Regions from separate parts of the Homo sapiens genome. Here region 2 is linked to region 1. The links are chromatin loops, found by intact Hi-C in ENCODE. Cell type or tissue: CD14-positive monocyte. All regions are shown on one strand.

What was found. A loop is a pair of places that touch in the nucleus more often than their neighbours do. Peaks named below come from ENCODE experiments on the same cell type or tissue, not always from the same donor. Only the 100,000 strongest peaks of a DNase experiment are listed, where the experiment ranks them.
Region 2: a loop joins it to region 1, with 1.8 times the contacts of the local background. A loop is called at or near these places in 2 of 110 quality-filtered maps.

Annotation. Positions count from the first base shown.
Region 1 is chr16:1,457,643-1,460,142 of GRCh38, forward strand. CLCN7 (chloride voltage-gated channel 7) reads right to left here. Exons shown (of 25, transcript NM_001287.6): 7 at 1,465-1,545; 8 at 52-114. Among named protein-coding and RNA genes, the nearest start is that of CCDC154, 14 kb to the left of the region's middle. In CD14-positive monocyte, no CTCF peak of the experiment used is centred here; a DNase peak (open chromatin) is centred at 1,189; H3K27ac peaks cover 288 bases.
Region 2 is chr16:1,503,569-1,506,068 of GRCh38, forward strand. TELO2 (telomere maintenance 2) reads left to right here. Exons shown (of 21, transcript NM_016111.4): 16 at 1,842-2,033. Among named protein-coding and RNA genes, the nearest start is that of TELO2, 11 kb to the left of the region's middle. RefSeq lists an enhancer at 2,319-2,488. In CD14-positive monocyte, no CTCF peak of the experiment used is centred here; no DNase peak of the experiment used is centred here.

The sequences.
Region 1 (2,500 bases):
GGGCCCGGCGGCCTCAGGCTCCAGCTGGAGTGGCCATGTGCACTTTGTTACCTTTCCCACGGCCAGGCCCCCGACCACGGACAGGATCACACCGGACACTTTGATCACCAACGTCTGAAACACAGGGAGACGCATGGCCTCTGATGAAAAGGCAGGCGCTGTCTTTGGACCTGAGCCGTAAAACAGCACACACAGCCCCGATCAGGCAGAGTGGCTGGGACACGGGGCCTCCGGGAGGGGGCCAGCACCCCCAGGCTGGGTCTCCCCATGGCCACAGTGGAGCTAAACAGCAGCCAAGCGTCCCCCGCACTCACTCGGGGGACCTGCCCTCTGTGGCCTCAGCACTGAGCAGGCAAGGGGTTCTTTCGTTTCCTTCCTTCCTGAGGCAAAGCTGGGCCGCCCACCGCATCCTACAGGCACACCTGCCTCCGCCAGCGTGGCCAGCACAGGGGAGGTGTTCCCGCTAGCCCCGCCTAGCAAGGCTCCTCATACACCCCTGGCACTGGAAGGCTGGTCACCTGCGGCTCCACGATGCCCCCTCTCCCTTCGGCTGCTCCCCGCCCCCAGGGGCCTCATCCTCTCCACCTGAGAAGGTGTGTAAGGTGTTTATCAGCCTCCCTGCCCCAGGGCAGAACCCACAAGGGCGCAGACCCTAAACACAAGGGCGCTGAGTGTGTGGGGGAGGACTGTATGTTAAAGATGCCGAGCAAACTCAACCCTCAGCCAACAAAAGTTATAGAGCAACATCCAAGAAGGTTCAGGCCAGCCTGGCGCGGGTGACAGGCGGGTCGCCATTCCCAGCTGCTCCAGTAAACCTGATCTCCCACCACAGGGCAGGGGCACCCCAAGGTCACCTGGGAGCTTTCGCCAGAGGGGACACACTGGTCCCGCTCCTTGGCCACGGGGACCAGGCCCCGGAAGCACCCCCAGGGGGCAGCGGCCATGCTGCCCACCCATCCTCAGACGGGACGGGGCTGCGGCAAGTCTCAGGCTAAGGAACGATGGCGGCACAGACAGAAGCAACCACAGCGGAACTGGGTCAGGACTCCCAGCACCTCCAGAACCAGATGCTCTGATAACACCAAGTGTAAATGACCATGAGGCAAACTGAAAGCGGGAAACTGCTACACGCCCACTACCACGACAGCTTCCACGGTGAATCAGTCACCACCACGCAGCCCACAGTCACAGACGCGTCGCACAGCTGTGTCACACATGCACCACGCAAGCATTTCTGTATGACTACTCATTTCTTACGTAATTTAATATGTGCAAATACCAGTTGTTACCACTTTCAGAAAAAAAGGTGACCCCTTCACACCCAGCCAGCCCATCTGCACACAGTGCCACCAGTACACAGGGTGGCTGAGGCCAGTTCTGGAAGGCAGGCAGCCAAGAGAGCTGCTCCTGAACCAGCAAAGAGCGGGCGCCCACCCTGCCCAGCCAGGGCCACCGCACCCTCACCTTGAGCCGCACCACGTGGGGGATCTTCACCCCGTTGAGGAAGCACTTGATCTGGGGGATTCCGCTGCCAGCAGCCACCGGCTGAAAGAGGGGAAGCACGGCTGAGTGGGTCACGGCCAGGCTGAGACAGATGCAGCCCCTCAGCCCCAGGAGCCCCAGGAGCTGAGGAGAGCAGCAGACACGTCGGGGCCTCAGGGAAGGGGAGCTCAGCACACAAACGTCGGGGCCCCAGGGAAGGGAAGAGCAGCACACACGTCAGGGCCCCAGGGAAGGGGAGAGCAGCGCACACGTCGGGGCCCCAGGGAAGGGGAGCTCAGCACACACGTCGGGGCATCAGGGAAGGGGAGAGCAGCACACGCGTCGGGGCCTCAGGGAAGGGGAGAGCAGCACACATGTCGGGGCCTCAGGGAAGGGGAGCTCAGCACACACTTCGGGGCCCCAGGGAAGGGGAGAGCAGCACACATGTCGGGGCCTCAGGGAAGGGGAGCTCAGCACACACTTCGGGGCCCCAGGGAAGGGGAGCTCAGCACACACTTCGGGGCCCCAGGGAAGGGGAGAGCGGCACACACGTCGGGGCCTCAGGGAAGGGGAGCTCAGCACACATGTCGGGGCCTCAGGGAAGGGGAGCTCAGCACACACTTCGGGGCCCCAGGGAAGGGGAGCTCAGCACACACTTCGGGGCCCCAGGGAAGGGGAGAGCGGCACACACGTCGGGGCCTCAGGGAAGGGGAGCTCAGCACACACGTCGGGGCCCCAGGGAAGGGGAGCTCAGCACACATGTCGGGGCCTCAGGGAAGGGGAGAGCAGCACACACGTCGGGGCCTCAGGGAAGGGGAGAGCAGCACACACTTCGGGGCCCCAGGGAAGGGGAGCTCAGCACACACGTCGGGGCCTCAGGGAAGGGAAGAGCAGCACACACGTTGGGGCCCCAGGGAAGGGTCTCATGTCGTTGGGGTAGCTGCTCTCACTCTTCCCAGCCCAGACACAGATCAAGGACGTGGTGGAGGCGGAGGTGGAGATGGAAGGAGGGGAGGGC
Region 2 (2,500 bases), 46 kb after region 1:
TACGCACTGCCACACGATGAGCCTTGAGAACATTTAGTTAAAGCAGCCCCAGGGCCTGTATATCGTTCGATTTCACTTAAGCGAGCCGTCCGGAGGAGCTAGTTCACGGAGAGCGGACGGGGCTGCCGGGGCTTGGGGAGGGGATGTGGAGTGAGGGTTTCACGGGGACAGTTTCAGCTTGGGAAGGCAAAAGAGTTCTGGCGAGGGCGGAGGTGATGGTTGCCCATCATGAACGTACTTATTAATGCCACGGAACTGTACACTTAAAGATGGGGAAAACGGGCTGGGCGCGGCGGCTCATGCCTGTCATCCCAGTGCTGTGGGAGACCAAAGTGGGAGGATTGCTCAAGCCCAGGAGTTTGAGATCAACCTGGTCAACATAGCAAGACCCTGTCATCTCCACCAGAAGAAAATTAGCTGGGAGTGGGGCGCCTGTGGTCCCTGCTACTCTTGAGGCTGAGGCAGGAGGATGGCTTGAGCCCAGAGGTTGAGGCTGTCGTGAGCCGTGATGGCACCACTGCCCTGCAGCCTGGGCAATAGAGCAAGACTCTGTCTCTTTAAAAAAAAAAAAAAAAAAAAAAAGCAGCCGGCCACGGCGGCTCACACCTGTAATCCCAGCACTTTGGGAGGCTAAGCCGGGCGGATCATGAGGTCAGGAGTTCAAGACCAGCCTCGCCAACATGGTGAAACCCTGTTTCTACTAAAAACACAAAAAATTAGCTGGGCATGGTGGTGCATGCCTGTAGTCCCAGTTACGTGGGAGGCTGAGGCAGGAGAATTGCTTGGACCTGGGAGGCGGAGGTTGTGGTGAGTCAAGATGGCGCCACTGCACTCCAGACTGGGCGACAGAGCGAGACTCCATCTCAAAAAAAAAAAAAAAAAAAAAAGGGAGGGGAGGGGTTAACGTGGTAAATCTTGTATATATTTTACCACAATAAAGCAAAAAAGACTGAGAACATGAGAACAACTCACCGTAACTGGTCTTTTTTTTTTTTTTTTTTTTTTTTGAGACAGAGTCTCGCTCTGTCGCCCAGGCTGGAGTGCAGTGGCGCGATCTTGACTCACTGCAAGCTCCCCCTCCCGGGTTCACGCCATTCTCCTGCCTCAGCCTCCCGAGTAGCTGGGACTACAGGCGCCCGCCACCACGCCCGGCTAATTTTGTGTATTTTTAGTAGAGACGGGGTTTCACTGTGTTAGCCAGGATGGTCTCAATCTCCTGACCTCGTGATCCGCCCGCCTCAGCCGTAACTGGTTCTAAGGTGCACACTTGGGTGGCGTTCGGAACATCCACAGTGTCACGCAGCCGCCTCTGTCTAGTCCCAGAGCGTCCTTATCACCCCAGAGGGAAACCCCATCCCTGTCAGCAGTCGCCCCGACCCTCCCAGCCTGGGAGCCTCCGGTCTGGCGCTGGCCTGTTGAGAAGGTGTCCTAGAGATGGAGGCGCACATGGGTCCTTGGTGCCTTCTCTGCAATGTTCTGAGGTCCCCCCGCCCGTGGCACGTGCCGCTGCAGCGTTGCTTTTGCTGTGAGGCCGACTTCCTGGGATAAGGGCATGTGGCTCTGGCGTGGCGGGACTGCGTGGCTTTAGGATGAGGCTGCGCTCGGCCCTGGGCGTGTTCTCATCTCCTGGAGCACGGTGCCCACCTTCCCCACCTTCCCGCCTACCAAGGCGCGGTTGCTGTGAGCTACGGGGAAGTGACTTTTCTCCTTGTTCCCAGAACACACCTTCTCCCAGGCTGGGCGGGCCCCCGGGCCCGTTTCTGGGGCTTTGGCTGACTTGACTCTTGGGAAATGTTCTTCCCTGGAGCAGTGGCGACGGCCCTGGGCCTGTCTCCCTCCAGGTGCTGACTCTGGCTGCCCAGGAGCTGTCTAGGCCTGGGTGCCTCGGGAGGACTCCCCAACCTGGCTCCCCAAGTCCCAACACCCCGTGCCTGCCAGAGGCAGCCGTCTCTCAGCCTGGCAGTGCCGTGGCGTCTGACTGGCGGGTGGTGGTGGAGGAGCGGATCAGAAGCAAGACCCAGCGGCTCTCCAAGGTTAGTGGCGCCTGGTCAGCTCCTCACGGGCATGGGGACCGTGGGTGGGTGGGAAGGGCGGTCAGACACCTCCAGGCGCTGTCTGCAGCGAGGGGCGGCCACATTCGCTGGGGATGGTGCCTTTGCCGGGATTCCTGAAAGGCAGGGTCCATGGTTTGCACCGAGGAACTGGATTTTGGCTGTAGGAGACCCAGACTGGGCTTGGGGACATGATAAGTGACAGGTGTCCTGGTGGTGCTCTGTCCTCAGAGCCCATCTAGGCCAGGGGTGGTGTTGCTCCACCTGAGGATGTTTAGGGGCGTCTGGAGATGTTTTTGGTTGTCACTAGGGGTGGGTTGGAGGCCACGGAGGCATCCTGCAGTGCCCAGGGCGGCCTCCCCAGGACGCTCCTCCAGCCTTGAATGTCCTGCCTGCAAGTTCGGGAACGCCTGGTCTGCTGTCCAGGCATTGGCCGCGGAGCCTGAGTC